Regions from separate parts of the Homo sapiens genome. Here region 1 is linked to region 2. A link is a loop called in an ENCODE intact Hi-C map of the cell type or tissue named here. Cell type or tissue: heart right ventricle. All regions are shown on one strand. Each heading gives the region's core, and the rest is flanking DNA. Links, peaks and the distances in the headings are about the cores only.

Region 1 (8,000 bases), core at 1-8,000, 75 kb after region 2:
GGAGTGCAGTGGCGCGACCACGGCTCACTGCAGCGTTGACCTCCCGGACTCAAGCGATCCTCCCACCTCAGCCTCTGGAGTAGCTGGGAATAGGCGCGTGCCACCACGCCCAGCTACTTTTATTTTTTATTTTATTTTTGTAGAGACGGAGTCTCGCTGTGTTGCCAGGGCTGTTCTCGAACTCCTGGGTTCAAGCAGTCCTCCCTCCTCGACCTCCCAAAGTGCTGGGATTACAGATGTGAACCATCGCGCCAGGCATTTTATTTTATTTTATTTTATTTTATTTATTTTTTTTGAGACAGTCTCACTCTGTCGCCCAGGCTGGAGTGCAGTGGCGCGATCTCGGCTCACTGCAACCTCCGCCTCTTGGGTTCAAGCTATTCTCCTGCCTCAACCTCCCGAGTAGCTGGGACTACAGGCGCGTGCCACCATGCCCGGCTAATTTTTTGTATTTTTAGTAGAGAAGGGGTTTCACCGTGTTAGCCAGGATGGTCTCGATCTCCTGACCTCGTGATCCGCCTGCCTAGGCCTCCCAAAGTGCTGGGATACAGACGTGAGCCGCCGCGCCCGGCCCTATTTTTAAATTTTTACTGTTTTTTTTTGAGACAGAGTCTTGCTCTGTCACCCAGACTGGAGTGTAGTGGCCCTATCACGGCTCACTGCAGTCTCGACCTCCTGGGCTCAAGCTATCCTCCCACCTCAGCCTCTGTAGAGCTAGGAGCTAGGACCACAGAAACACGCCAACATGTCTGGCTAATTTTTTTTTTTTTTTTTTTGAGGAGTCTTGCACTGTTGCCCCCTGGAGTGCAGTGGTACGATCTCGGCTGACTGCAACCTCCGCCTCCAGGGTTCAAGCGATTCTCCTGCCTCAGCCTCCCGAGTAGCTGAAATCAGGCGTGCGCCACCACGCCCAGCTAATTTTTAGTATTTTTAGTAGAGACGGGGTTTCACCATGTTGGCCAGGCTGGTCTCGAACACCTGACCTCGTGATCCGCCCGCCTCGGCCTCCCAAAGTGCTGGGATTACAGGCGTGAGCCACCGCTACCTGGGTAATTTTTAAATTTTTTGAAGAGAGGCTGGTCTCCAACTTCTATCCAAATTAATTCTCCCTCCTAGGCCTCCCAAAATACTGGGATTACAGTCGAGAGCCACCGCGTCCGGCGGGAAAACCCCTTTAGCATCCCCTCTCCCAGTCCATAGAAAGTGCCAGGGCTCGCCCCTCCCCGCACAACGGCTCCGATTATAAAGTGGTTAGACACAAGAATTTACTTAAGGCCGGGCGCGGTGGCTCACGCCTGTAATCCCAGCACTTTGGGAGGCCGAGGCGGGCGGATCACGAGGTCAGGAGATCGAGACCATCCTGGCTAACACGGTGAAACCCCGTCTCTACTAAAAATACAAAAAATTAGCCGGGCGAGGTGGCGGGCGCCTGTAGTCCCAGCTACTCGGGAGGCTGAGGCAGGAGAATGGCGTGAACCCCAGGGGGCGGAGCCTGCAGTGAGCCGAGATTGCGCCACTGCACTCCAGCCTGGGCGACAGCGAGACTCCGTCTCAAAAAAAAAAAAAAAAAAAAAAAGAATTTACTTAAGTTGCAGGGAAAAGACGTGAATGCGCTTGTGTAACAGGGTGGAGCACCTCCGTCTCAAAAGGATCTTGAGGACCTCCCACCCCAAAAAGGGCCAGGGCGAGGATGGGAGGTGGGACCACCCTCGGATGCACAAGGCTGGGCCAGGCTGACCCCTAGCGGCAGGGCGGGCGCCCGAACGGTGCCCGGATCCAAGATGGCGGGGCTGGAGGCAAGAGCGGGCGTAGGGAGGAGATTACGTTCCGAGGCGGAGCCTGGGCTTGGGGGCGGGGCGGGGCCTGCGCCTAGGGGGGCGGGGCGGGGCGGCGCTCTAGGCCGAGCGGGAGGTCGGGGCTGCGGGCGCTCGCTGGTGGCGGACCCGGAGGCTGCTGCGGCGCCGGGGCTCCGTGGCCTGGATTGAATCCGATCGGGAGCCATGAGCGTGGACAAAGCTGAGCTATGCGGGTCTCTGCTCACCTGGGTAGGTCGTGGGGCGGGGCTAGGGGAAGGTGAGCGCCCGCTCCTCTTGCCCGGGATCCCTGGCCCTGGTTCGGTCAGTCTCTTGGTGCTGGGGCTGGGAGGTGCGGGGTCGTCGACTTGCTGGACCGTTGGACTCTGGCCCGAGCACCCGCCCCCGTCACGTGGCAAGTCTGCGTGGAAAGGACAGGTGAGGCCCCGCCCCTCTGTGGTTGGTTCACGTGGGGCGAGGACACAGGTGAATTGGCCTGGTCACGTGGTGCCTGTGGGGCCCAGGTGACTCGCGATACCACCCTGGCCTGGACGCGCAGGGTTTGTTGGGCAGAGGTGAGGTGAGGCCACGCCCCCTCCGGTCTCAGGTGAGCAGAAGCCAGTCCCTCGCAGAGCTGCTGTGGCGGAGCAGCGCCCGCCCCACCATGTGAGGTTCGCTGACTGGAAAAGTCTGCAAAAGGGGAGCGGTTCGGCGCTCCCAGGCCCTAACTCTTTCCTTGTCCTTTCCTTTACCCCTCAGTTACAGACGTTCCACGTTCCGTCTCCCTGTGCCAGCCCTCAGGACCTGAGCAGCGGCCTTGCCGTAGCCTATGTGCTGAACCAGATGTGAGTGGAGCTGAAGGGGAGGATCCCAAAAGTGTCCCCCAGTCTGCTCATCCCACCTTCTCGCCCCCAGAGACCCCTCCTGGTTCAACGAGGCATGGCTCCAGGGCATCTCGGAAGATCCAGGTCCCAACTGGAAGCTGAAGGTGACAAGTGGACTCCTGATTAGAGGACAGACTGGTGAAGAGATGACCAGGGACGGGCCAGCTAGGCACATGTCCTGGGTGATGGGCAGGAAGAGGGACAGATGTCTGGTGATCAACCATTTGTTCATCCATTCATCTATGGAGTACTCACCCTGTGCCAGGCCTGGGCATTCAGCAAGGAATAACACAGACAAAAACCTGCCCCACACAGCCATCATTCTAGTGACAAGCAACACATACACAACCATAAAAATTAACTTCCAGGCTGGGCGCAGTGGCTCATGCCTGTAATCCCAACACTTTGAGAGGCTAAAGTGGGTGGATCACCTGGGGCCAGGAGTTCAAGACCAGCCTGGCCAACAAGTTGAAACCCCATCTCTACTAAAAATACAAAAATTAGCTGGGTGGGGTGGTGTGCACCTGTAATCCCAGTTACTTGGGAGGCTGAGACATGAGAATCACTTGAACCTGGGAGGTGGAGGATGCAGTGAGCTGAGATTGAGCCATTGCACTCCAGCCTGGGCAACAGAGCGAGACTCTTGTCTCAAGAAGAAGAAAAAAAGAAAAAGAAAAAGAAAAAGAAAAAACTTTTGATGCCAGTAGTTCTGTGAAGACAACAAAAAAGCAGGGCTTTGAGAGAGAGCAATGAGGGCATAGGTGGCTGATTACATCAGATGGGTTAATCTCCAAGTGAAATTTGGGGGAACGGTGTTCCAGGCATAGGGAATAGCAGATGTAAAGGCCGTGATTTGGGAATAAACTTGGTGTGATGGAGGAATGGCAGAGAGGGCAGAACAGAGCAAGAGGGCAAGATTTGTAGGAGATGAGGTCATCAGGGGCCTGGCAGGCCATGGTGGGGGTGTGGATTCTATTTTTAAGTGCTGTGGAAAGTCAAGGCAGGGTTTTAGCAGAGCAAAGATGCAACCTGGCTTGGGCTTTATAAAGCTCCCCCTGGCTGCATGGAGAGAAATAAAATGTAGGCAGCAAAAGTGGAAGAGGAGAGGCAGCTGGTGCACTAATCCAGGTGAGAGGTAAAGATGGATGGGTAGGGCTGAAGGATGGTGGGGCAGGTGGTGAGAAGTGACTTGGTTCTGGAGACATATGAAGGAAGATGGTCAGGCAGGCCGGGCACAGTGGCTCATGCCTGTAATCCCAGCAATTTTAGAGGCTGAGGTGGGAGGATTGCTTGAGCTCAGGAGCTTGAGACCAGCCTGGGCTACATAGCAAAACCTCCTCTCTACAAATAAAAAAAAGTAGTCGATTGTGGTGGCATATGCCTGTAGTCCCAGCTACTGGGAGGCAGAGATAGGAGGATTGCTTGACCCCAGGAGGTCGAGGCTGCAGTGAGCCAAGATTGCACCACTGCACTCCAGCCTGGGTGACAGAGCCAGACCCTGTCTTAAAAAGCTAAAGCAAAAAAAAAAAAAAAAAAAAAAAGAAACAAAGATGGTCAGGCAGACAAAAGGGGCAGACAGCCAGACAGGTCACCCCTAGAGGAAGGCGCACGCAGACAGAATAGGATGAGATGAGCAGGGAAGGAGAAGTGAGGTGGAGAGAGGATGGGACCTACAGATTCAGAGTGGGAGGCCTCTGAACTTGTCCACAGTTCCTTGTTCCTCCCTAGGTCAGCAATCTGAAGATGGTCTTACGGAGCCTAGTAGAGTACTCCCAGGATGTGAGTAACTGTAAAGGGATTCAGGGGGTTGAGTTGGGAGAAGGGTGGGCCCATGAGCCCCTGACACCCCCTTCTCCCCAGGTCCTGGCGCATCCTGTGTCAGAAGAGCATCTCCCAGATGTGAGCCTCATTGGAGAGTTCTCAGACCCGGCAGAGCTCGGCAAGCTGCTTCAGCTGGTGCTGGGCTGTGCCATCAGTTGCGAGAAAAAGCAGGGTATGGGGAGCTTAGGGGGTCCCCAGGGCTGGCCTGAGGAAATCCTCCTTCCTCCCCACCTCACCCCTGGGTCTCAGCCTCCCCCACCTTGATCCCCAGACCACATCCAGAGAATCATGACGCTGGAAGAATCGGTTCAGCATGTGGTGATGGAAGCCATCCAAGAGGTGGGTGGGGGCACTCAGTGTGCAATTGGAAAATGTCAGGAGAGGGGACATCTCTAGGGCAGAGAGAACTGGGCACAGGTCCTGCCCTGGTAAGGTCTGGACTCTGCCTGGAACTCAGCTGGCCAGACATCTCTGTCTCATGTGTCTGCCAGCTCCTCCCAGCTCTAAGTCGCAATCTAGCAGGCTCAAGGGATCTGGCTTCCCTCTGTGTTGGAGGCAGGAGGGCAGCCTCTGGGCTGGGGTTATTGGGCAGAACTGGCCTTGACGGGAGGATGGAGAGGTTCTCAGGTTGGATAGTAGATACTTTGAAGGCTGGCCTCAGATATCCAGTTCATTACAATGCCCCTTCCCACTCCTCAGCTCATGACCAAAGACACTCCTGACTCCCTGTCACCAGAGACGTATGGCAACTTTGACAGCCAGGTAAGAGATTTGGGGGAAAGGTGTTCCAGGCACAGGGATCAGCAAATCCAAAGGCCGGGAGTTGGGGATAAGTTTGCTGTGATTAACCTTGTGACTTAACCTTGTTAAAGGTCCAGACCCCACTTACAGATGCTCAGGGTAGCCTAAGGGGGAGGGGCTTGTCCTTAAGCCTGTAAGCCACGCCCATCTTCCAGGGTGCTAGCCACTTCCTGTACCAGGTCTCCAGTGTTCTGGAATCGCTCTTCCTTCAGTCTCCAACCCCAGCCCTGTTTTCTTTTCTTTTCTTTTTCTTTTTTTTTTTTTTTTTTGAGATGGAGTCTCACTCTGTCACCCAGGCTGGAGTGCAGTGGCACGATCTCGGCTCACTGCAACCTCCGCCTCCCGGGTTCAAGCGATTCTCCTGCCTCAGCCTCCCGAGTAGCCAGGACTACAGGCACACGCCACCACACCCGGCTAATTTTTGTGTTTTTAGTAGAGAAGGGGTTCGCCACGTTGGGCAGGCTGGTCTGGAACTCCTGATCTCAGGTAACCCACCCGCCTCAGCCTCCCAAAGTGCTGGGATTATAGGCGCGAGCCACTGCACCCGGCGCCAGCCCTCTTTTCAATCCTGAGGGTTTCTTGGCCCCCTCCATTTGGCCTCTAGAGATCTCAGCCTCCCTCCCCCCGTCCTTCTCCTGAATCCCTGAGTTCCTCTTCCCCCTCATCTCTGCAGTCCCGCAGGTACTATTTCCTAAGTGAGGAGGCTGAGGAGGGGGACGAATTACAGCAGCGCTGTCTGGATCTGGAGCGGCAGGTAGGGCCCTAGGTGGGGCAGGGTCACTTGAGTAGCCCCTCTCCAAGCCCAAGCTCATCTTTCTGCCCTGCCCGCAGCTGATGCTCCTGTCAGAGGAGAAGCAGAGCCTGGCGCAAGAGAATGCAGGGCTGCGGGAGCGGATGGGCCGGCCTGAAGGCGAGGGTACCCCAGGTCTCACTGCCAAGAAGCTGCTGCTGCTGCAATCCCAGCTGGAGCAGTTGCAGGAGGAGAACTTCAGGTGTGGTCAGCTGGGGACTGGGCCAGGCAAGCCAGGGGACCGGGGGAGGGCAGCCCCCTCATGTGCTCTTCCCCCAACACCCCCAGGCTGGAGAGTGGCAGGGAGGATGAGCGCCTGCGCTGTGCCGAGCTGGAGAGGGAGGTTGCGGAGCTGCAGCACCGGAACCAGGCGCTGACTAGCCTGGCCCAGGAGGCACAGGCCCTGAAGGATGAGATGGATGAACTACGGTGAGTGGTGGGTTCCTGGGTCCCCATCACGGGGGGCGGGGGGTAAACCTGTTTCCAGAGTTCCCCTCTGATGCCATAGCAGCTCTGTAATTTTCATGTGCCCAGTGAACCCCCAATATGCCCCCTGGACTCCACAGTGCCACCCTGAGCCCTACAGAACGCCCAAGGCCACATTGCACTATCCTGAATTCCACCATATCCCCTGGACCCCACACTGCCCCCCCCTTATCCCACAGTATGCTTCCAAGACCCCATAGCATCCCTGTGGCCCCCCAAAACACAAGAACCTCCCCTACAATGCTCTGCAGATCCCACTGCACAGTTTGGGCTTCATAATGCCCCTGGATCCCATGGTACCTTCTAGGACTCCACAATGCAATTACTTTGCACCCCCTTTTGACTCTACTGTGCCTTCTGTAACCACAAAGGGCTCCACTGGGCCCCTATAGCATCTCTGTAATGCGAAGGTACTAGTGCACCCCCCAATTGCACTTCTAAGGACCCCGCAGTCCTCTTGTCCCATACCTCCCCCAATGACTCCAAGGTATCCTTGGCAGATGCTCAGACCTCTCTAGGCTCCCCATCACTCCCCCTATAACCCCACCCTCTGTGTCCCCACAATTCCACCCCAGGGGATACCTGATTATAACCCTGGGCTAACCATTGCTGTAATGACTCTCAACAGCTCCAGGCCCTGATTGACCCCTAACCCTCAACTTTCATGACCCCTTCACCTTGAACCCAAAAGCCTCAGGCTGAACAACACCCTGTGCTCCAAGGGCCACTCCACATCCCAGCTGACCCCTGATCAGAGCTCTCAGCCCTCCCCCTTCCCTCCCACTCCCCTAGGCAGTCTTCGGAGCGTGCTGGGCAGCTGGAGGCCACGCTGACCAGTTGCCGGCGCCGCTTGGGCGAGCTGAGGGAGCTGCGGCGGCAGGTGCGGCAGCTGGAGGAACGCAACGCCGGCCACGCCGAGCGCACGCGACAACTGGAGGATGAGCTACGCCGAGCGGGCTCCCTGCGCGCCCAGCTGGAGGCGCAGCGGCGGCAGGTGCGGCGGGGGCGGGGTTAGGGCCGGGGCCCCGCCCCTGGCAGCAAGTCTCTCACCGTTGGCCAGCCCTCCGCCCACCCCTGATCCCCTCCCTTATTTGTACGTAGGCCACGCTCTCCGGGCCTCTTCCCTCCACCCACGCTGCTCTTCTGTCTGGGTTAGTAAGCCCAGCCTTTCCCTTCCCTTAAGTACCGCTCCTCTAAATTCTTTGATGCCCGCCGCTTCACCATGCTGCTTGATTTCCTTGGGGCTACCTAACCATGTAACAAAACTCGTGGTAAATTGAAAATATCCTAAAATGCATAAAGGCCAGGCCTGGTATCCCAGCGCTTTGGGAGGCTGAGCCGGGAGGATCACTTGAGCCCAGGATTTCGAGGTTGTAGTGAGCTGTGGCTGCATCACTGCATTCCAGCCTGGGTGACAGGGTGAGA
Region 2 (11,588 bases), core at 1-8,000:
GGCACCTGGAAAGGGGTCACGGGTGAGGCCCAGCTGGCGGATGATGTAGCGGGGGATGTCCGTCTTCACAAGGTGGCCCTCCTTGGCGTGTCCTTCGGCCGCCTCCAGCAGGTGGTAGAACTCCTCGGGGTTGAATTCCTGAGGCAGGGCAGGAGTGGGCTCACCACAGGCTCCCAGGGTCTACCAACCCACCCCTACCCATGCCCAGCCCCCTCACCAGGCACTCCAGCAGCCTCGCAGGGCGTGAGATGATAATAAGCAACTTCTTCACCAGCTGAGTAACGAAGGCCACCTCCAAGCTCTCAGAGCGTTCATAGGCCTGTGGCAGGGGACACAGAGGGACAGGGCTCATAGGCACTCTGCCTCAGCCCGGCCCCTCTCTCAGCCCCTCAGAGTACATACTGCTGCTACTGTCCCATCTTACAGGTGAGGAGACTGAAGCCCAAGCCACACAGTAAAAATAATGAGGCTGGGCACGGTGGCTCATGCCTGTAATCCCAGCACTTTGGGAGGCTGAGGTGGGTGGATCACTTGAGGTCAAAAGTTTGAAACCAGCCTGGCCAACATGGTGAAACCCCATCTCCACTAAAAACGCAAAATGAGCCAGGCGTGGTGGCAGGTGCCTGTAATCCCAGCTACTTGGGAGGCTGAAGCAGGAGAATCCCTTGAACCTGGGAGGCAGAAGTTGCAGTGAGCCAAGATCACACCACTGCACTCCAGCCTGGGTGACACAGCGAGACTCTGTCTCAAAACAAAAGCAATGACAAACAAACAAACAAACAACAAAACCATAGCGAGACCCTGTCTCTACAAATAATAAAATTAGCCAGGTGTGGTAGTGTGTGCCTGTAGTCCTAGCTACCTGGGAGGCTGAAGTGGGAGAATTACTTGAGCCCAGGGGGCTAAGGCTGCAGTGAGCTGATTATACCACTGCACTCCTGCCTGGGTGACAGAGAGAGAGACCCTGTCTCAAAAAAAAAAAAAGAAAAAAAGAAAAGAAAAAGAGGCCGGGCACAGTGGCTCACGCCTGTAATCCCAGCATTTTGGGAGGCAGAGGAGGGTGAATTACTTGAGGTCAGGGGTTTGAGACCAGCCTGCCCAACATGGCAAAACCCCATCTCTACTGGAAGTACAAAAATTAGCTGGGTATAGTGCCACACACTTGTAATGCCAGCTACTTGGGAGGCTGAGGCAAGAGAATCGCTTGAACCAGGGAGGTGGAGGTTGCAGTGAGCCGAGATCACATCACTACACTCCAGCCTGGGTAGCAGAGTGAGACTGTCTCAAAAAAAAAAAAAAAGAAAAGAAAAAACTAATATCTTATTGCAATACTTGAAAAGCCTAAAATTAATGCCAAAAATCTATCATAAGCCAAAATATCAAAATTTAAGCCAGATGTGGTGGTACATGCCTATAATCCCAGCTACTCAGGAGGCTGAGGCAGGAGGATTGCTTGAGCCCAGGAGTTCAAGACCACCCTGGGCAACATAGAGAGTCCTCCATCTCAAATGAAAAAGAAAAAGAAAAAGAAAATTAAATAAAGACAGAATCCAACAGGCTGTGCCTAGCCATATTGTAACTTGAGCCAAAAAAAAGTATGCACCAACCTATATGTGTTTTAATGTGTCTTTGAAAATGTCTAATGGTTTCAATGAAAATAGTATTATTGATGAGTTTGCTTTCATTAAAACCAGGACAGTAAAATTATAACACATTCTGGCTTGGTTATAAATAAAATATGTAAACTTAAAATAATGTTGGGTTTTCATTTATCTACTTTTCAAGTTTTTCAAAAATTAATTTAATGTTCTGGGGGAAGAAATAATTACTTGCTTTACCCTGGTCCTGGTCTCAGCCCTAATACCTATTGGGTCTTTGTTTGTTTGACTTGTTTTACTGTAGAGACAGGGTCTCGCTATGTTACCCAGGCTGGTCTGCAACTCCTGGGCTCCAGAAAGCCTCCTGTCTCAGCTCCCCAAAGTGCTGGGATTACAGGGGTTAGCTTCTAACGCCTATTGTTTATCTTCTGTCTCTTCCTGCTATTAATAGAATGTCAGCTCTCCAAAGACAAGAATTTTTGTTTTATTTCCAGTTGATTTCCCAGCTTTTAGGCTAGTGCCAGGCCCATAGTAGGTGCTTAATAAATATTGGTGGGGGCCAGGCATGGTGGCTCACACCTGTAATCCCAGCACTTTGGGAGGCAGAGGCAGGTGGATCACCTAAGGTCAGGAGTTAGAGACCAGCCTGGCCAACATGGTGAAACCCTGCCTCGACTAAAAATACAAAAATTAGCCAGGCATGGTGGTGGGTGCCTGTGATCCCAGCTACTCGGGAGGCTGAGGCAGGAGAATGGCTTGAACCTGAGAGGTGGAGGTTGCAGTGAGCCAAAATCGCACCACTGCACTCCAGCCCAGTGGGATAGAGTGAGACTCTGTCTCCAAAAAAAATAAAATAAATAAATAAATAAATATTGGTGGAATTAATGAATGATCAAGTGATCCTCCTGCCTCAGCCTCTCAAGTAGCTGGGACAGCAGGTGTGTGCCACTACACCTAGCTAATTATTTTTATTTTTATTTTTATTTTTTTTGAGACAGAATCTCACTCTGTTGCCCAGGCTGGAGTGCAGTGGCGCAACCTCGGCTCACTGCAACCACTGCCTCCCGGATTCAAGCGATTCTCCTGCTTCAGCCTCCTGAGTAGCTGGGATTACAGGCACGTGCCACCAAGCCCGGCTAACTTTTTTGTATTTTTAGTAAAGACAGAGTTTCACCTTATTGGCCAGGCTGGTTTCAAACTCCTGACCTCGTGATCTGCTCGCCTCAGCCTCCCAAAGTGCTGGGATTAAAGGCGTGAGCAACCTCGCCTGGCTTAAATTTTTTAAATTGTTTTAGAGATGGGGTCCTGCTATGTTGCCCAAGCTGGTCTCAAGCTCCTGACCTCAAGCAATCCTCCCATCTCAGCCTCCTAAGTAGCTAGCTGGGACTACAGGTGCATGCCACTGCAAAGGGACATTCAAGCATCAATTTACCCAACATTTATTGAGTACCTACTGTGTGCTGGGTATTGTTCCAAACAGCAGGGACACAGCAGTGGACAGAACAGACAACTCCACCCCCCCACCCTCACCAACTATGGGGCTGACATTGGAGAAGGATAGACATGAAATAAAATAAGCAAAAATACACAGTATGATGGATGGTGCTGAGTGTCAAGGAGAAACTGAGGAGAAAGTGGGTGATAAATGTGAGTAGAGTTTAATATTTTATTTTATTTCATTTATTTATTTATTTTTGAGACAGAGTTTCACTCTTGTTGCTCAGACTGGAGTGCAATGGTGTGATCTCGGCTCACCGCAACCTCCGACTCCCAGGTTCAAGCGATTCTCCCGCCTCTGCCTCCCAAGTAGTTGGGATTACAGGCGCCCACCACCACGCCCAGCTAATTTTTGTATTTTTAGTAGAGACGGGGTTTCGCCATGTTGGCCAGGCTGGTCTCGAACTCCTGACCTCAGGTGATCCACTTGCCTCAGCCTCCCAGAGTGCTGGGATTACAGGCCTGAGCCACCGCACCCGGCTAAGTTTAATATTTTATTTTATTTTATTTTATTTACTATTATTATTTTTTGAGACGGAGTCTCGCTCTGTCGCCCAGGCTGGAGTACAGCGGCGCAATCTCGGCTCACTGCAAGCTCCGCCTCCCGGGTTTACGCCATTCTCCTGCCTCAGCCTCCCGAGTAGCTGGGACTACAGGCGTCCGCCACCACGCCCGGCTAATTTTGTGTGTGTGTGTGTTTTTAGTAGAGACGGGGTGTCACCGTGTTAGCCAGGATGGTCTCGATCTCTTGACCTCGTGATCCGCCCCCCTCGGCCTCCCAAAGTGCTGGGATTACAGGCCTGAGCCACCGAGCCCGGCCGAGTTTAATATTTTAAATGACTGGGGACCGCCTAAGAAGCCACCTGAAAAGGTGACATTTGAGTAAAGACCTAAGGGAAATGAGCGAGGTGAAATTCCTGCCTCTTCAGTCGGTCAGACCTAGGGAAGGGACCACTTCCACCCCTGAGTCCTCAGCTCCACGCCAGTGCCTGGAACGTGGTAGGAGCTCCCTGAATGTATGTGGGGTGAAGAAAGGGGTGCATTGGGCACAATCTGGCGGTGCTGAGCCTGAGATCAGCCCGGCCTCCGCGTGCACTCACGTCTTGAAGGAGCTTCTCCAGGTTCTCCTGCAATTCATAGAAGTAGACCGTGGTGATGAGGCCGTCACGGGACTTGGTCAGGCAGTCCCGGGCCAGCTCGATGATCTGGTGGTGGATGAAGCTGAGCACGCCATCGGCCAGAGGCAGAACGCTGTCGGGTTCGTAGGCGCGGGTAAAGTCGCGCAGCTTCTCCTCCATCTGCGCAGTGGCCTGCGGGAGGGACGGAGGAGGGGCGCGGGGCTGTGCCCGAAGGCTGCGGCCGCCAGGAGCCTGCGCTGCGCACCGAGGCCGCCAGGGGGCGCGCGGGGATAAGGCGAGCGAGAGTGCAGGCCGCCTGGTCACCCCGTGACCGCCTCGGGTCCCACCTCACCTTCGGGAACCTCTCCTTGTAGACGTGATTCATCATCACGATCTCGTTGTCGTAGGAGGAGGGGGAGCGCCCGGGGCTGCGGGGAGAGAAGCCCATTTTGTCGAGTCCTCTGCCTCCAAGCCCGCAGAGAGCCCCCGCCCCAAGATGTAACCCTTTTATTCGCGGGGACAGGGGTCTCTCTAAGCACAAGTCCTAAGACCACTAGCTTGGTACGAAGGAGGAGGGATGCCTGCCCACCTGAGGCTCCGTGAGCGGGGCCGCACGGCTGGGGAGCGACGGCCACCATCCTCGTCTGTGATGCTCTCGGTGCTCCCGAAGTGTTTGGAGAGGAAGTGGAGCTCGTCCACCGTGGGCTGGTAGGGCAGCTGGTGAAGGCGCTCCTGGGAGGAGCAGGAGGACTGGGGACAGGGGCAGGGCCGGGGTCAGAGCCACCATGGGCCCCCCAACAGCTCAGGACCCTGAGCTGGGACTCCCAAAGCCGATGGGGTCACTGGGCAAGGCCAGGATCAGGACCTGATTTACGATCCTTGGATCCTAGGATCTTGGCTGGGACTCTTGGCCACAGACAGGTGGACAGGGACAGACAGGGGTGGAGACAGTGAGTCTGTTAAAGCTTGGGTCAAGTCATGAGCCTCCTCTGTTCAGAACCCTTGGTGGCTCCCACCTTACTCAGGGTGAACACCCAAGTCCTTCCCCAGTTATACAAGGTCCTGCCTCATCCTGCCCTGGGTCCCTGCCGTGGATTTTTCTCACTCTCCTGCTTACTTCCTCTGCTCCAGCTACAGTGGCCTTCTTTTTTTTTTTTTTTTTTTTTTTTGAGATGGAGTTTCGTTCTTGTTGCCTAGTTTGGAGTGTGATCTCAGCTCACTGCAACCTCCGCCTCCCGCGTTCAAGCGATTCTCCTGACTCAGCCTCCTAAGTAGCTGGGATTACAGGTGCCTGTCACCACGCCTGGCTAATTTTTTGTATTTTTAGTAGAGACAGTGTTTTACCATGTTGGCCAGGCTGGTCTTGAACTCCTGACATCAGGTGATCCACCTGCCTCTGCCTCCCAAAGTGCTGAGATTACAGGCACAAGCCACCGCACCCAGCCTAGTGGCCTCCTTGATGGTCCTTGGACAAGCCAGGCAAGCTCCTTCCTCAGGGCCTTTGCATTAGCTATTCTTTCTGCTTGGAACACATCTACTATGGATCCCTCCTTCTCATCCTTCAAATTTTTGCTTCAATGTCACCCCTCGGGAAGACCTCCTCTGAATACACACCCATTATTCCCTATCCCTACTCTATCTTGTTTCCTCTTGCTTTATTATCATTATTATTTTAGAGAAGGGTCTCCACTGAATATGGTGACTCACACCTGTAATCTCAGCACTTTGGGAGGCGAAGGCGGGAGGATCATTTGAGCCCAGGAGTTTGAGACCAGCCTGGGCAACATAGTGAAACTGTGTCTCTATTTATTAAAATTATTTAAAGTTAAAAAGAGAGAGAGACACGGTCTCCTTGTGTCACCCAGGCTAGAGGGATGTAGTACAATCATGGCTCACGGAAGCCTTGAACTCCTGGGCTAAAGTAATCTTCCCCCCTCTGCCTTCTGTGTAGCTGGGACTACACCATGCTTGGCTAATTCTTTTTTGCAGAGACAGGGTCTCTCTATGTTGCCCAGGCTGGCTTCCAACTCCTGGCTTCAAGCAATACTCCCACTTTGGCCTCTCAAAGTTCTGGGACTGAGGGCAGGGCTCGGTGGCTCACGCCTGTAATCCCAGCACTTTGGGAGGCTGAGGCGGGCAGAAAAACTGAGGTCAGGAGTTCTAGACCAGCCTGGCCAACAGGGTGAAACCCCGTCTCTACTAAAAATATAAAAAAATTAGCCAGGCATGGTGGTGGGCACCTGTAATCCCAGCTACTCGGGAGGCTGAGGCAGGAGAATTGCTTGAACCCAGGAGATGGAGGTTGCAGTGAGCCGGCACGGTGCCATTGCACTCCAGGCCTGGGCGACAGAGTGAGACTCCATCTCAAAAAAAAAAAAAAAAAAAAATTGCTGGGTCACAGGCATGAGCCACTATGCCTGGCTCTCCTCTTGCTTTATTTTATTTTTTTTTATTTCGAGACAGGGTGTTTCTCTCTCCCCCAGGCTGGAGTGCAGTGGCTCGACCTCCACTCACTGCAACCCCCACCTCCTGGGCTCGAGCAATCTTTCCATCTCAGCCTCCTGAGTAGCTGGGACTTCAGGCACAAGCCATCACACCTGGCTAATTTTTTTTTTTTTTTTTTTTTTTGTAGAAACAGGGTTTCATCACGTTGCTCAGGTTGGTCTCAAACTCCTGGGCTCAAGCAATCCTCCCACCTCAACCTCCCGTAGTGTTGGGAATACAGGTGTGAGCCACCATGCCTGGTCATATAGCTTTCACCCAGGCTGGAGTGCAGTGGTGCAGTCTTGGCTCACTGCAACCTCCAGTTCTCAGGTTCAAGCAATTCTCCCTGCCTCAGCCTCCTGAGTAGCTGGGATTACAGGCATCCATGACCACGCCTGGCTCATTTTTGTATTTTTACTAGAGACAGGGTTTCACCATGTTGGCCAGGCTGGTCTCGAACTCCTGACCTCAAATGATCCACCCGCTTCAGCCTCCCAAAATGCTAGGATTATAGGCATGAGCCACCGCGCCCGGCCAGAATGATATTTTTAAACATCACATTGCTCACTCCTCTGGTTAAAATTCCCCACCCCATCCATCTCTTTTATTTTTTTAATTAGTGTGCATTATCTATAGCCTACATAATCACAATTTCAAATGGTTCAAACTGAAATTTTAGTACAATTTAATATAAAGAAATAAAACCATTCCATGGCTTCCCCACTGGATTTAGAATAAAATCTCCCTTGCTGCCCTGGCTGACAAGGTTCCAGCCTGATCAAGGTCACTGCCTGCATCATCTCTATTCCTCCCCCGCATCCCAAATTTTCAGCCCCACAAAGCTACTTTCAACTTTTCAAATGCTGCAAGTTCTGTGGCCTCTAGAGGTTTGCACATGCTCTTCCCCTTCCTGGAACACTCTTCTCCCTTCTCTTCCATCTGCCAAACTCCTGCTGGTCTGTTGTCTTGGTTTCAATGTCACCTCCTCCAGGAAGCCTTCCTTGACAACCCCCCAATCTGAGTCACATGCCTCTCCCCTATCACCTCACCTTGTGCTACTTGCATCAAAGTTCTGACCATTCTATTTTGTGAATGCCTTCTTACTGGCTTGTCTTCCCCCATGAGGGCTGCGTGAATATTTACACTCTGGCCCAGCTTGCAGAACCCGCCTACCACATGACAATCTCATGACAAATGTCTGCTGAACATCATGCCAATGGCTGGATAAGGGAACTATGGGCATGGATAGAAAAGGGAGCAGATGAAGGGACTTTGGGTGTTCCAAGGGGTGAGCAAGTGGGCTCTGGGTGAAAGCTGTGGCCTGGCCCAGCCCAGCTGCTGATATCAGAGTAAATGGCTTAACTCACAGAGCCTTATGTCACCAGCTGTAAATGAGTGAGTCAGAAATGAGTAGGAAGGACCCTCCCAGAAATGTGTTGAGGGCAGAGCATTGGGCTCTGAGTGGGGCGGACCCATAACTCTTTAATAGATGGACAAGTGAACACCTTTGAAGAATGGGGAAACCCAAACTGTCTTTTTTTGCTTTTTTCTTTTGAGACAGGGTCTCACTCTGTCATCCAGACTGGAATGCTGCAGTGCGATCTCAGCTCAACTGTAGCCTATACCTCCCAGACTCCAGCGATCCTCCCGTCTCAGCCTCCCAAATAGTGGGGACCACAGGTGTGCACCACCACGCCCAGATAATTTTTAATTTTTTGTAGGGACAAGGGTCTCCCTATGTTGCCCAGACTGGTCTTGAACTCCTAGGCTCAAGCAATCCTTCTGTCTTGGCCTCCCAAAGTACTGGGATTACAGGCTTGAGTCACTGAGCCTGGCCCTAAACTGTCATCAAGCCCAGCCTGGACTGCTGGCCTGGGTGTGGGTCTTCAGGCTGGAGGGCCCCTGAATTCCTTACCCACCGGCCCACCCACCTACTTTCCACACTCACCGAGACGGTGGAACTGGGCGTGTTGGTGCCATAGCCAGATGAAGGGAGCGAGGCCAGAGACCACCGGCGTCCGTCCGCCCTGGAACCCAGCCAAGGTGCTCAGAGGCCACAAGGCCCCAGCGGTCCCCCAACTCCTCAGGGTGTGGGTGAAGCCACTGGCCAGGGCCAGGGTGGGGGTTGGGGGAATATATCTGCACTCTAAGATTCCTCAAGGCCCTCAGAATCAAGGGGATAAAGAGGGACTCTTCCAGGCAGGCACCGGGAATTGGAGGGAGGATCCGTCTCCACTCTCCTCCCCACGGTCCCCTCTCTTATCATTCAGAGTGGACACCGAGAACTGGAAAAGCCCCCACCCAGTGAAGCCTTTCCAGAGAGATTCTAGAAATTTCCCCCAAGTGAACACTCTCCATGAGAAAGCTCTGAGGGAGACCCTTGGATCTTCTCAGAGAAAAAAGACCCGTCCCACCCCCCAACATGTTCTGACATAGAATATTGTGTCCTTATGCTCTCGTGCACACAGACACAGTCACTGTTGCAGCCAAATCCATTAATGTTGGTGTGACTATCAGGTCAGGCTCACATACTGGCAGTGCACACATTTACACTTCACACACACGAAGACACACACTCACACATGACTCCTCAACACAGACACCCACACGTATTGACTATCCCATCCATGGACCCAAATATCACACTCTCACACACTAATGCACAATCACGCGTGCAAGACCAGACATGCACTCACCTATAGACACATGTGCTTCCACTCAGTACTCACACTCGGACACACAGACTCACCCAAACATACTCCACACTTCCACATTCACACAGATGCACGTTCCAGACACCCACGCTCACTACCACACATTGAAACTTGCACACAGCGACACACTCATTCACACTCGCACGCAGATGCACACACACAGGGACACACATCGGCGCGTGCTCATGTGAGTGCACAACACACATTAGCATGTGCATGTGTAAGCGTGTGGCTGTGAGACAGTAAACTGGACGGGCGCGGTGGCTCATGCCTGTAATCCTAGCATTTTGGGAGGCCGAGGCGGGTGGATCACCTGAGGTCAGAAGTTCGAGACCAGCATGACCAACCTGGTGAAACCCCATCTCTACTAAAAATACAAAAATTAGCCGGGCGTGGTGGCAGGCGCCTGTAATCCCAGCTACTTGGGAAGCTGAGGCAGGAGAATCGCTTGAACCCAGAAGGCGGAAATTGCAGTGAGCCGAGATCCCGCCATTGCACTCCAGCCTGGGCAACAGAGCGAGACTCTGTCTCAAGAAAAGAAAAAAAAAAGAGAGAGAGAGAGAGAGACAGTAAACACTGTGACTCTGTGTTTACTATCTCACAGCCACACACTCACACACGCTTACACCCACACACAGATTGCACGCTCACCTGGAGACATACCTGACTTGCTCCTCTCACATATTCACAGACACTTACAATCCTACAGACACATGTTCACACGTTCACATTCGCAGACTCGTGCCATTGCATAGGCACGTAATCCCTCACACAGTGACAATCACACACACACACCAGCACACTTTGCACAGTTACAAGGACACACACACACCCCATTTATTGGACTCCTCCCTTCCTTCTTCCTCCCAGCAGTCCCCTCGCTCAGTCCTCCCCGCTTGCGGATAAACATGTGAGACCCTATCCCAGAGCCTTGTCCTGGCTCTCTATTGCCCTCAGCTAAATTCCATGGTCAATAGGCGGTTCCCCCACTTTCCCAAGGGAGCTGTCTGTCTTCACAGTCTCCTTTGACTCTCACAACACAGCCTTCATCAGCCTTTGCACTGATCCCCATTCTCTGGCCTGCCTGCCCTATTCGACTCAGAGGGTAGAGACAGGACGTCATTGACCCCATACGCCCAGCTCCTAAGAACATAGCAGGTGTTTAGACACCATTTTTAGAATGAATAGAGTTCAAAGAAAAAGAGACAGGCCCAAACTCCCAGAAACGTTTCTCCAGAAAACATCAGAGAAACCTCTCTGCCTCCCCCAGTTTCACCAAAGGCCCATAGAAAATTCATTTAAGGACACCCCAGAAACCCTAAGAGACCCTTGGAAAGAAACCTGAGATTCCTCCCCTTGAGAAACAGCCCTAGTCGTCCTCCCCCACCTCGGGGACCAAGAGTCCCTCGATAGGCATCGCGCAATCTGCGCTTGCGCACGTCATCTTGGCTGCCCCGTCCTGTTGCTATGGAAACACCTGGCCAGGAGAGCAAGGCTCGGAGAGACTAAGACCCCGCGCCCAGGGCGCACGCGCTTTCGACCTGCCGCAAAGGGAGCCCCACCGCCTTCCCCGTTCCAGATCGGCGATTGGACCCCGCCTTCTTATAGGCCCCGCCCCGAAGGCTAGGCGCTCCTTCCCGCTGAGACCTTGGGGCACTCGCTGGTCCCCTCAGGCCCCAGCTCGGGTGCAATTAGGAGGAGAACAGATGGCGGCCCAGACAGTGGTTGGGGAGGGTCTGCCCAGGGTTCTGGGGCCCTGGAGGGGAGGGACTCACCTTCGGGAGGAGGCAAACGAGAAGTGGGCGGGGGTGTTGGGGGAGAAGTTTCGGGGGCTGTCCAGGGGACTGCTGCCTATGAGAGAAAGAGGGGGCAAATCCTGTCAGGTCTCTCGTTCCCTAAAGCGGCGTGCAAACAGCAGCATGTCCTGTCTTTAGTCTAGTCCCGCCTATTATGGGGAGACCACGCCCCTTCGCCTGTGGCCCCGCCTCTCTAAATTTTTTCGTTGCCGAGTCAGCCTGGCCCCTTCCAAGACGATTCTGGCTTCATCTGGGATGGCCCCGCCCCTCAGGTACGACTCCTCCTTTCTGTCCGTCCCACCTGAGTCTCCGCCCACCTGAGTCTCCGCCCCCCAATGACCGTCCCTCTGCGACTGACCACACCCACACAAGCATGGCCCC

Evidence for each region. Peaks named below come from ENCODE experiments on the same cell type or tissue, not always from the same donor. Only the 100,000 strongest peaks of a DNase experiment are listed, where the experiment ranks them.
Region 1: it touches region 2 in a loop (7-fold over the local background); 95 of 110 quality-filtered maps call a loop at or near these places.

Annotation. Positions count from the first base shown.
Region 1 is chr19:12,769,450-12,777,449 of GRCh38, reverse strand. HOOK2 (hook microtubule tethering protein 2) reads left to right here and starts at 1,898. Exons shown (of 23, transcript NM_013312.3): 1 at 1,898-2,045; 2 at 2,553-2,638; 3 at 2,709-2,781; 4 at 4,406-4,456; 5 at 4,538-4,670; 6 at 4,770-4,837; 7 at 5,198-5,260; 8 at 5,973-6,053; 9 at 6,131-6,291; 10 at 6,378-6,518; 11 at 7,368-7,569. The coding sequence starts at 2,001. RefSeq lists silencers at 1,835-2,054, 7,467-7,696, a cis regulatory region at 1,439-2,080 and enhancers at 1,617-2,295, 2,296-2,976, 5,507-6,007, 6,008-6,508. In heart right ventricle, for the core only: CTCF peaks have their summits at 1,721 (motif pointing left) and 3,734; DNase peaks (open chromatin) are centred at 1,759 and 4,858; H3K4me3 peaks cover 1,920 bases; H3K27ac peaks cover 7,122 bases.
Region 2 is chr19:12,840,665-12,852,252 of GRCh38, reverse strand. It overlaps MAST1 (microtubule associated serine/threonine kinase 1), which reads right to left. Exons shown (of 26, transcript NM_014975.3): 3 at 11,187-11,262; 4 at 8,646-8,724; 5 at 4,803-4,963; 6 at 4,566-4,641; 7 at 4,196-4,405; 8 at 218-319; 9 at 6-138. Among named protein-coding and RNA genes, the nearest start is that of MIR6794, 5.8 kb to the left of the region's middle. RefSeq lists enhancers at 1-64, 3,697-4,520, a silencer at 4,390-4,569 and a cis regulatory region at 4,242-4,742. In heart right ventricle, for the core only: CTCF peaks have their summits at 4,283 and 4,485 (motif pointing right); a DNase peak (open chromatin) is centred at 4,482; H3K4me3 peaks cover 852 bases; H3K27me3 peaks cover 1,858 bases.